Regions from separate parts of the Homo sapiens genome. Here regions 1, 2 and 4 are each linked to region 3. A link is a contact called in ENCODE Hi-C data. All regions are on one chromosome and are shown on one strand. The core of a region is the stretch at or near the end of the contact, and the rest is flanking DNA. Distances in the headings are between cores, read along the strand shown. Region 1 overlaps CBR1-AS1 (CBR1 antisense RNA 1). Region 2 holds the start of TMEM50B (transmembrane protein 50B). Region 3 holds the start of RCAN1 (regulator of calcineurin 1). Region 4 holds the start of EPCIP-AS1 (EPCIP antisense RNA 1).

Region 1 (2,700 bases), core at 73-2,572, 1.5 Mb before region 3:
TCTGACACAGGCCTCACCTGCCTGGGATCAAGGCGCCAGCAGGGCTGCACGCCTTTCCAGGGGGCTAAGGAGAGAATCAGTGTTTTTGTCACCTGCATTACGTGGCTTCCTCCATCTTCAGTACCAGCAACTTTGCGTCTCTCTAACCCCAAAGTCACATCTTCTTCTGACTACAGCCTGGGAAGGTTCTCAGCTTTAAGGATTTGTTTGATTACATAGGGCCCACCTGGATAATCTGCCTTCTCAAGGCCTTTAACTTGAATCAGCTGCCCCGTCCCTATTGCCGTATCACATATTTACTGATCCCAGGCATTAGGACACGGACACCTTGGTGAGGAGGCTTTATTCCGGCTACCGTGGTATGCTATTATTTGTATCAAAGTATTTGCTTACTTAGACTGTCTCTGGAAGGGGACATGGGAAGCTGGTAACAGCAGTTGCTTCTGGGGAGGACTGGGTAGCTGGGGGATGTGGAGGCTGACTTCCCACTGTATCTAGCTTTCGTTCATTTGGGTTTTTAATCAGTGTGCATATATTTACTTGAAAAAGTGAAGAATTGGCCAGGCACGGTGGCTCATGCCTGTAATCCCAGCACTTTGGGAGGCTGAGGTGGGTGGATCACTTGAGGCTGGGCGTTTGAGATCAGCCTGGCCAACATGGCAAAGCCCCATCTCTACAAAAAGTTGGCCAGGTGTGGTGGCACATGCCTGTCATCCCAGCTACTCAGGAGGGTGAGGCAGGAGAACTGCTTGAACCCCGGAGGTGGAGGTTGCAGTGAGCCAAGATTGCACAATTGCACTCCAGCCTGGGTGACAGAGGGAGACTCCATCTCAAAAAAAAAAAAAAAAAAAAGTAAAAGTGAAAGTTTACAGCTCTTAAGCTACATGGTGGTGGTTCATTGATGTGGTGTGTTTGCTTTCTTGCTAGTAGTGGAAGTTATCTGAGAGACCGGCAGCGAATCTGTACAGGTCTGCAGCAGCCTCAACTCTTCCTTCCTCAGAAGAAAAAAATAGATTGTCATAAGGCAGGAAAAGAGACCGAGGCAAGTTTTACAGCGGAGTGGAAATTGATGAAAAAGATTTAGAGCAGGAATGAAAGAAAGGAAAGTACACTTGGAAGAGGCTTAAGGGGGCACCTTGGAGGTCAAGTGCTCCGTTTGACCTTGGACCTAGGATTTTACATGCTGCCCTGCTTCCGGCGTCTTGCACCCCTTTCCCTTCATTCTTCCCTTAGGGTGAGCCACCCGCATGCGCAGTGACCTGATTGTGCTTGGGAGGCAAGCATGTTTACCGGAGTTACGTGTGTTTACTGGAGCTGCAGGCATGCTCACCTGAGTCGTTCTTCCCGTTTCCGGTGGAATGACCCCCTAGAAGGTTACCCCCCGCCATTTTGCCTCTGCGTGTGTGTGTGTGTGTGTGTGTGGGGGGGGGGGGGGGGTTGTTTTTTGTTTTTTGTTTTTTTTTGAGTCAGAGTTTCACTGTTAGTTGCCCAGGCTGGAGTGCAATGGTGCAATCTCGGCTCACTGCAACCTCTGCCTCCCAGGTTCAAGTGATTCTCCTGCCTCAGCCTCCTGAGTAGCTGGGACTACAGGCGCACGCCACCATGGCCGGCTCATTTTGGTACTTTTAGTAGAGATGGGGTTTTCACCATGTTGGCCAGGCTGGTCTCTAACTCCTCACCTCGTGATCCGTCTGCCTTGGTCTCCCAAAGTGTTGGGATTACAGGCATGAGCCACTGTGCCCGGCCGCCAGTGAAGTTTTTTTTAAGATGCTTAGTACTGTATTCCAGATACCCGAGAATGTTACAGTAGGTAGCTAGTGGGGCATGAGCAGGGCAGGAGACAGCTCCCCCCACACACCAGAAATGTCAGGCGACCATCACGTGATGGGCCGGAGGTTGTCATCCTGCCTCGCTAAAATGATAATTGGTTGCAGCTGGCACCAGGGAGCGGCCGTTTCCCAGTAGATAGAAACAACTGAAATTGGTAGTCCGCAGTTGCGCTCCAGCCTGGGCAACAAGAGCAAAACTCTGTCTCACACAGAAAAACAACCCCAAAACAACAGCAAAAAAAACCCACGAAAAAAAACCACCGGCTTCCAACCTCTACTGCCAACCACCATGACAGTCACTAGATGGCGCCCTTTCACTCTTTCTGGTACCGCTGGTCACAGGGCTTTCTCCTTGCCTGTGCCGTTCATGTTGAACCCAGCAAGTATGGGTGATAGGCAGGCTTCACTGATTTCTGTACACATGTGAAGGCTGTTTCCTCCTCTGTAAAATGAGGGTTATAATAGTACCAGCTCATTATGAGCTGTACTAAGACTAAACGAGAGTGTACATAAACGTCTCTAAAAAGAGCATACCTAGTAAATAATCATTGACTAATGTTAACTATGGACATTAATGTCTACCTTCCTGGTTAGAAAGTTTTCCCAGGCCTCTCTTCTTCCTATGAAAGGGCAACTCGACCCAACCTTAGGGGACCCTTTCCTAACACTATCTTAATTCTGTCCCAGCCTATCAGTCCTTAGATGCCGCAAACATTTGTTTCAGGTAAGCAACAACTGCATTTTGTCTGTTTAGCTTTGTAGGCAATATTTAAATTCCAGATCTACATTCTGATTTTCCCAAATGGGGCCAACTCCAAAAAAAAAACAAAGTTTGTACCAAATGAAGTTAAGTTACATGATAAATCTATGG
Region 2 (2,700 bases), core at 1-2,500, 1.1 Mb after region 3:
ATGTATAAGAGCTATAGGAGAACATTATCCAGGATGGCATTTTTGGTGATAATTCCATGATACAAAACCTTTTACTTCATTATGCCTCAAGTAAAATGCTTTTTAGATTTCCACTGATAATAACTCTACTTGGCTGGGCACAGTGGCCCACGCTTGTAATCCCAGCATTTTGGGAGGCAGAGGCGGGTGGATCACCTGAGGTCAGGAGTTCAGGATCAGCCAGGTGAAATCCCGTCTCTACTAAAAATACACAAATTAGCCAAGCATGGTGGTGCGCACCTGTAATCCCAGCTACTCGGAAGGCTGAGGTGGGAGGATTGATTGAGCGTGGGAGGTAAGAGGCTGCAGTGAGCCAAGATCACACCACTGCACTCCACCCTGGACAACAGAGCAAGACCCTGTCTCAAAACAAACAAACAAACCACCCAAAAAACAAAGCTCGACTTTCCCCCAAACAACTAAATGGTTATAGGCATTTCTGTAGGAAATTTAGACGGGGCTTCCAAACGCTGTTAAAGTTATGTTGAAAATCCAAGAGGCTGAAAGATATCTGACTATAAGAAAGACGAAAAAAAAAAAAAAAGACAAAAATCTACGTGAATAGACGGGAGAGCGCCGAGCGAAATCAGAAGACTAGTTGTATTGTGAGGATCACCTCGGGTAACCAGCACTCGCTGGGTAGCCCTGGTTTACTAACTTCAACTTTCTGGGGCTCCATTTCTGAATTGAGGGGATTAGAAAAAGGCATCTCTAAAGACCCTCCGTTCCCGAGAACCCTCCCGGAGCACCTTCCCTACTCTGGGCAGCTCGCAGACAGACAAGACTGATCGGCCATAGGCGAAGGGAAACCCTGGTCCCCCGGGTCTCGAGCTCCGTCCGCACGTAATCTCACGGTACTGCACTTCAAGTCAGCGTGCAGAAACGCAGCAGTGGGAGCCCGGCGGCGGCCGCCCACCGGCAGGGGACAGGAGAGGCCCGTCCCGCTCTGCCCGGAACCGTAGATAGCTGGGTCTGAACTCCGGCTCCGGGAGGCCTGCAGAGCAGCCCACCCCGTCCCTCGGAGCTCGCCCTGCCCCCGGCCGGCCACTTGCTGCACGCCGATTGGTCGCGAGGAGCGCCCGGCGTCCCGCTGCGCCCAGCCAACGCCCTCTCCCCGCCCCCTCGCGTCCCGCCCCGCCCCCGGCCGGCCACTTGCTGCGCTCCGATTGGTCGCTGCGGTGCACACGGCGCCTCGCCCCGCCTCACCGGCGCTCTATCCTCGCGTCTGCTCCCAGCTCCGGGCTCCCGGGGCTGAGGTGGAGCCGCGGGACGCCGGCAGGGTTGTGGCGCAGCAGTCTCCTTCCTGCGCGCGCGCCTGAAGTCGGCGTGGGCGTTTGAGGAAGCTGGGTGAGTCCTGTCTGTGGGTCTCCGGCGCCAGGCAACCGTAGAGGGCTCGCGCCCGCCGCCCGCGCGTAAGGAGGCTCCCTCGTCGGGCCCTGTCCGGCCCGGCCTTCTGGGGGCTGTGGGGCCGTCCAGCCGGGTTTTCCCTGCGTTCGGCGCCGGCCTGCAGACTCGGGCCCGCGGAGCCCCCGCCGCCCCTTCTTGCCCCTGCCCGCGTCCCTTCGGGCCGACCGTGACCGTGGCGCCGCCGCGACCCGCAAGCAGCCCGGGGAGGCTGCCCTGCCGCGCTGTCACGCCGTCAGGTTGCGTTCCTGGGGAGGGCTGGAGAGGCTCCATCTCGTGCCTTTCACCTTCTCGCGCGGCGGGCACGGAGGCGACGGTTTTCGGGACGCCCTGCTGCGGCCGCGACGCCCTCCCGAGGCCGGAGCGAGGGCCCCGGGGCGGCTCCAGCCCTTCTTCGCCCCTCCCGTTTGCCCCGAACCATTGCTAGGAGCCTGTGTTTTCTGCACTTTTCTGATTTCATTCTTACGAGAGTCAAGTACAGAGGCGGGAGGGGAAAGGGAAGGGGAACAACATTCTTTCGAGAATTATAAACCTTGAGCTCCGTTAAATAAGTAGCAGCAGAGCATTGTCACTGGAGCAGTGGTAGTCGCGGGTAGGACCGTTTCGGTTTTTAGCCAATAGGCTGGTTAAAGGTACTTAAAACAGTAAGTTGGAAGGTGCTGAAATTCTAAGGTAAATACGTGACCTTTCAAAACCAAAGCAGTGAGACGGGCTAGGCTGGGCTGCTCCCCGCTGCGCGTGCCTGGGTCGGGGGGTGCGGAGGGGCAGGGGGCGGAGGCCTCGGACGGGACGGGGTGGGAGGGAAGTGGCATCCGCATCGTCTTACATCGCGCTGTAAGACCCGATTTTCTCTTTTCGGAGGATCCCATCTCCCTTCTCAGACTCTTCATCCTACCTGCACTGTGGATCCCTTGACACTTCAGAGGCTCTGAACTCTCAGGCCGGTCACACTTTTTCATCATTTTGTTTCTTGTCTTTTAAACCTGCATGCATTTCAAACGTAGAGCAAACATTAAACTTTTTTTTTAAACTGAAGATAGTGGTGCAAGACTTTGTTATTGAAATGCAAACCAAAAGTTATCTTGAATATTTATCGCGCTGGAAAAGCAGGTTTAATTAGAGTGAGGTGGGGACGTATATTTCTTCTTCCGGAGACACAGCCTTCCCACTCACCACCCCAATCCCTCCTCTCTGTCAACTAGGGTTACAGCAGCCTTACACTGGCTAGTCTTTTCTGAATTCTGAATTCACTTCTGG
Region 3 (2,700 bases), core at 194-2,693:
GGTGATAGACAAACGGTTACACTCTTTGGGTTTCTGATTAGTCTTTATAAAGGAGGCAAATCTGTCTCGGTGAAATGCATCTGTCTCAGTGAGCAGAGGGGTGACTTTGAATGGAATGGGAGGCTGGTTGGCTCTAAGCAACTTCCAGCTTTAGTTTTCCTTAGTGATTTTGGGGGCCCAAGATTTCCCTTTCACAGTATGACGGTTCCAATTTCTTCACATCCTCATATCATATTCTATTTTATGAGTTATCTCTAGATGGGTATTATTATTCCTCTTGGGTTTAGCTCCCTGAGGACACAAACTGTCCTAAGACTATGATAATAGTAATCATAGAACCGTGCACATGGCAAGTTCTGAATAAATCTCAGCTGTTGGATATACTTTTTGTTATAATTACTAACACTTCCTAACTAGAGAGTAAGCCTACTCTAAGAAAAAATATAACTGTAATTTCACAACCTCCAAAGAACCCAGTGCATAAACAGCTACCATTTATTAAGCACTGACTGAATTCTTAGTAATATGTCTTCATTTTTTTCAGATGAGGAAACTAAGATTCAGCTTATTTGTACAAGTAGTTAAAAAGCAAAGCTGAAATTCAGACCCAAGTTCTCACTGTATCATACTGTCCAAAAAAGAATTCTATTTTTCAGGAAGAGACATGTCTGCTCACTTGAGGTCCTCTTATTTTTCCGCTATTCCCCAAAGGAAAGGGGTGATCTCTTAATTCTTTCGTTATGTCCTATTGTACATAGCATATAATGGTAATTCAGAAAAATTACTTCTAATTACATAAATTTTCACAATGGTATAGTGACTAATACGCTGAAATAGAAAAGTAAGGCATTGTTATCATGGTCTAGTTCAGTCTTTATTGCGACTATATCTGATAATATACGGTAAGCATCTAACCACTTGCCAGGGGCCACAGAGCCACAGGGAGACTATGTCTCGCTTAAATTCCCAAAAGTGGGCCCCTGTGCTTCAAAACGTCCCCGCATGGGAACCACAAAAACGTTGCCTCCCCAGTTATCACCCCAAGGGCCCAAGAGCCGAGGACTCTGCCCGGCGTCCTTCAGCTGGCACCAGCTGTCAGAAAAGCGGAACTGGGGACGAGGACTTTGCCCCTAACCAACATGGCCGCCCTGAGGCTTCGGGCTTCGGGCGGCAGAAGGAAGGTCACGTGAAGAGAATTCCGTTCCTTTATTGGCCCCGTCTCCTGGAAGGGCGGGGTACAATAACCCAACCGGCGCCGGCCTTAAAGGGGCCACCGTTGGATCTGCCGGTGGCCGGCCCTAGGGGCTGGGGGGGCGGTCGCCGCGCCGGGCTTCTGCCCCTCCCGCGCGGAACGGTGACGGGCGGGGCTGGCGCTGGGAGGCCGTGTCGCTGGGAGACTGCTGACAGCCCGCCGCCTGCCGCCGCGCGATTCCGAGGGGGTTAACGGCGGAGCCGCCGGCCGGGCGCGGACCGGAGCGCGTGAGGCTCCGGCGCGCAAGCCCGGAGCAGCCCGCTGGGGCGCACAGGGTCGCGCGGGCGCGGGGATGGAGGACGGCGTGGCCGGTCCCCAGCTCGGGGCCGCGGCGGAGGCGGCGGAGGCGGCCGAGGCGCGAGCGCGGCCCGGGGTGACGCTGCGGCCCTTCGCGCCCCTCTCGGGGGCGGCCGAGGCGGACGAGGGCGGCGGCGACTGGAGCTTCATTGACTGCGAGATGGAGGAGGTGGACCTGCAGGACCTGCCCAGCGCCACCATCGCCTGTCACCTGGACCCGCGCGTGTTCGTGGACGGCCTGTGCCGGGTGAGGACCGCGCCGGGCGGGCCGTCGGGGCGGAGGGCGGACACTTGTTGCCCGAGGAGGCGGCGCGGGTCGCAGCGCCCAGTCCCGGCCGCGCGCGGGGCGGGGAGGCAGCGACGTCCCCCGGGCTGCTCGGCCGCGGACCCGTCAGGGCTGGGGCGTGGGGACGGCGCCCCGAGGGTCCCGGTCCCCTAGCACCCCCGGGGCGCGCGGAGCTCACTGCAGAGTCCCACAGGCTCGCCCCGGCCCCCGTGTGCGCCCAGGCTGGTGCGACTAGGGGGGTGAATTCGCTCCCCAAGGTGGGGCAGCGCCGCCGCCCCCTGCGCTCTCGCCATCGCCCCGCATTTACTCGCTGGAGGAGGGGGTCACCTCATTCCTAGGGAGGAGGAAACAGACATTGAGCGGCGACGTGACTCAGTGTTCATAAATAGGACGACGTCCCTGCATTCCCAATCTGCACTATTGGAAGAAAAGCCAATGTTTGGGTGAGGATCCGTGGTTGCTCATTAGCCAGCGGCTGGCCAGTTTTGGTGGAATTGTGTTGGGGGGAAGGGGACCATCTTTCAGACCTTTAGGATATTTAGTCAAGAACCTTGCCCCCTTGTGTGAAGGTGTGGCTTGCCGCCATCGGGGACACCCAGTACATGGGGAGTCGACTCCTTCCCCCGCCTCCCCCCACCCCCGCAAAATCCACACAATTTAGACACTTTGGAGGGTGAGGGGCAGGTATGAGTAATCAATAATGGTGGTGGGGAGGAAGAATTTATTTCAAATCTGCAGTTATTGTGCAGAATAAAATGTGGACAACGTGGGCGTCACAGAATGAAACCGGTCTTTGAGAGATGCCCCATTAGGAGAGCAGCTGTCAAAAAAAGCAGTGCTTTCAGCGCTTGGCTGTGGGTCCACA
Region 4 (2,700 bases), core at 62-2,561, 1.8 Mb after region 3:
TGAATCACTACGCAGGTGGGTTAAAAAAAAAAATAGACGGCCGTGCGCGGTGGCTCACGCCTGTAATCCCAGCACTTTGGGAGACTGAGGCGGGCGGATCACGAAGTCAAGAGATTGAGATCATCCTGGCCAACAGAGTGAAATACAAAAATACAAAATAAATTAGCTGGGCGTGGTGGCACGTGCCTGTAATCCCAGCTACTAGGGAGGCTGAGGCAGAAGAATCACTTGAACCTGGGAGGCGGAGATTGCAGTGAGCGGAGATCGCGCCATTGCACTCTAGCCTGGGCGACAAGAGCGAAATTTAGTCTCAAAACAAACAAACAAAAAACCAAAAAAACACAACCCTTCATATACAGATATGGGCCGATCTCCAATCTACGGTAGGCTAAAAATGCAGCTTACACACCATCTGTGTAAAAAGGGGAACACATTAAAATATGCATATTTATTTGCTTTTATGTTCATGGAACATCTTTAGAGGATCATAAGAAACTGTTAACATTGCCACTGAGGAAGTGAACAGCCTTCCAGACATGGGTGGATTTTTTTCACTCTACCGAATACCCTTTTAATTTCGAAACATCAAAATGAATTCGCATGCACAGGTGCATGCCCGAAGGAAAAACTTCTAGTTCGGTGATGAGATAGGGAAAGCCGGTGAGTTCAACCTTAGGCGCAATCACCCTGTGAAGGTGTGGCCAGCGAGGGCTTTGTCACGCAAGTCTGAGAACTGTCACAACCTTCCCCACCCCCTGCTCTATTTTCCTTCCACTTGTTTCTGAAACTCACTAAGCTTTGGAAAGTATTTAGTCATAGAATTGCTTGCAAACTTGGCATTCTTTAGAAAACACGGAAACACTTTTGCTTTCCTTGTTCCTGAAAGACTGGGGAACGGGGGACATCAAGCCAGGTAACATTGTATCATAACTGAAATTCAATGTCTTTGAAGTAACATTGTACCATAAATGAAATTCAATGTCTTTGAAGTAACATTGTATCATAAATAAAATTCAATGTCTTTCTAAGAGCTCTGTAGCTATAAAGCTGTAGAAATACAAAGTATTACTCAAGAATAACTAGTAATTACCAATAGTCACACCTCAGGTCAAAGTTTGGAGAGGACTATTCCACCTACTAGATCACACTTTCCTTCCCGAAAGCCGCTTCTCTCTCTGGCCTCTCCCCTCCTCCTCCTCCCTCATCTGTTTGGCGGGAGGCTTCCTCACATTACCGCTCCGCGTAAGTGCGAAGACGCACTGCAGCAGCGCCGTCTGAGGGACAACAGAGCCTACTCTTTCTTCTCATCTCTATGATCCTCTTTGTGACCTGTCAAACAACACCAGAGTTCCATGCTAATAGTACTCCACTCCGACAGAGAGCGATGCAAAGAGCCGACGCTCTCGCGAGAGGTGTGGGGCTCTCTCTCTCTCTCTCGCTCTCTCTCTCTCTCTCTCTCTCGCTCTCTCTCTCTCTCTCTCTCTCTCTCTCTCTCTCTCTCTCTCTCTCTCTCTCTCTCTCTCTCTCTCTCTCTCTCTCTCTCTCTCTCTCACTCTCTCTCTTTCTCCAAGTATTGAGAGCGCGTGGGAGCATAGGCGCATGCGCGCTCGTGGGGTGCGCGGTAGCAACAGAGGACTCGACCCGGCTGGAGCTCCGGAGAGCGCGCGTGCGCCGTCACGAGCTCGGCGCTGCCGGGGCCGCGGTGTGGAAGCGAGTATTCGACCGCCGTGCGGGCCGCGGGGATGTTCCGAAAGGCCCGGCGGGTGAACGTGCGCAAGCGGAACGACTCCGAAGAGGAAGAGCGGGAACGCGATGAGGAGCAGGAGCCGCCGCCGTTGTTGCCGCCGCCGGGCACGGGCGAAGAGGCGGGCCCCGGTGGCGGCGACAGGGCCCCTGGCGGGGAGTCGCTGCTGGGCCCGGGGCCGTCGCCGCCTTCCGCGCTGACCCCGGGCCTCGGGGCTGAGGCCGGGGGCGGCTTCCCCGGCGGCGCGGAGCCCGGCAACGGGCTGAAGCCGCGCAAGAGGCCTCGCGAGAACAAAGAGGTGCCCCGGGCCAGCCTGCTCAGCTTCCAGGACGAGGAGGAAGGTAAAGTGCGCGCTTCGGACGCCCTTAGACGGCCGCATCCCCGACGCAGGCCCCCGTCCCCCGCCCCCGTATTCTCTGGACGCCCAGCCCCGGAGCCCTGGAACGGAGTCCCCTGCCGTCCGACCGGCTGCGAATCTTCCCCAGCCTCCGGCCTTCTGCTCGGGCAAGGGACGCGTTCCCGCGCTGCCCCCAGCCTTTTCTTAACCACCTCCTCTGCCACGGGGCCGGAGCTCAGATCAGGCATTCAGAGTGTTTCAGGGGAAATTCGGTGTTCCCTGTCCTGCCTCTTTTCTGCCTGGCGTGTTTCAGGGCCAACTTGGTGTGGGTCCCCTGGCTGCTCTTGGCATGCTTTCCGAGCCCTCTGCAGGTCACTGCGCCCACACTTCTTGGATGCTCTGTCCAGGCATCCTCGACCATGAAGGCCGAGTTTGTAAAAAGGAATACTAGGAGAGGGAACAGAAGCCTGGAGTTGCAGCTCTGGTTCTGAGTGACCTTGGGCCAGTCCCTTGCAGTCGCTGAGCCTCAGTTTACCCATAAAAGTAATTAGGGGTAGCAGATACCCAGCCTTCTTCGCACTGACTTTGGGAACAGTGAAGCGAGACGGTGTAAAAATAG

The links. Hi-C counts contacts between places; a loop is a spot of excess contacts on that map. Pooled maps may share reads with other maps.
Region 1: a pooled map shows a loop between it and region 3 (7-fold over the local background). The contact joins the enhancer-like site here to the promoter of RCAN1 in region 3. A Hi-C loop is called at or near these places in 4 of 50 pooled maps.
Region 2: a pooled map shows a loop between it and region 3 (14-fold over the local background). The contact joins the promoter of TMEM50B here to the promoter of RCAN1 in region 3. A Hi-C loop is called at or near these places in 1 of 168 maps with a recorded cell type or tissue (CD8-positive, alpha-beta T cell) and 9 of 50 pooled maps.
Region 4: a loop to region 3 is called in a map of CD8-positive, alpha-beta T cell, with 16 times the contacts of the local background. The contact joins the promoter of EPCIP-AS1 here to the promoter of RCAN1 in region 3. A Hi-C loop is called at or near these places in 2 of 168 maps with a recorded cell type or tissue (CD8-positive, alpha-beta T cell and naive thymus-derived CD4-positive, alpha-beta T cell), 1 of 37 single-sample maps with no recorded cell type and 8 of 50 pooled maps.

What each region holds. Positions count from the first base shown.
Region 1 is chr21:36,112,398-36,115,097 of GRCh38, reverse strand. The region is part of intron 1 of CBR1-AS1 (CBR1 antisense RNA 1); the gene reads left to right. Among named protein-coding and RNA genes, the nearest start is that of CBR1-AS1, 13 kb to the left of the region's middle. RefSeq lists enhancers at 863-922, 1,260-1,772, 1,914-2,013, 2,054-2,183. Within about 2 kb of position 1,322, at least 27 of the 41 ENCODE cell types and tissues checked have a DNase peak (open chromatin) inside an H3K27ac peak, as active enhancers do.
Region 2 is chr21:33,478,524-33,481,223 of GRCh38, reverse strand. It overlaps TMEM50B (transmembrane protein 50B), which reads left to right and starts at 1,250. Exons shown (of 7, transcript NM_006134.7): 1 at 1,250-1,386.
Region 3 is chr21:34,613,856-34,616,555 of GRCh38, reverse strand. RCAN1 (regulator of calcineurin 1) reads left to right here and starts at 1,443. Exons shown (of 4, transcript NM_004414.7): 1 at 1,443-1,796. The coding sequence starts at 1,545. RefSeq lists silencers at 1,209-1,638, 1,829-1,928.
Region 4 is chr21:32,770,711-32,773,410 of GRCh38, reverse strand. EPCIP-AS1 (EPCIP antisense RNA 1) reads right to left here and starts at 1,311. Exons shown (of 4, transcript NR_024623.1): 1 at 1,103-1,311. PAXBP1 (PAX3 and PAX7 binding protein 1) reads left to right here and starts at 1,656. Exons shown (of 18, transcript NM_016631.4): 1 at 1,656-2,085. The coding sequence starts at 1,743. RefSeq lists an enhancer at 1,000-1,989.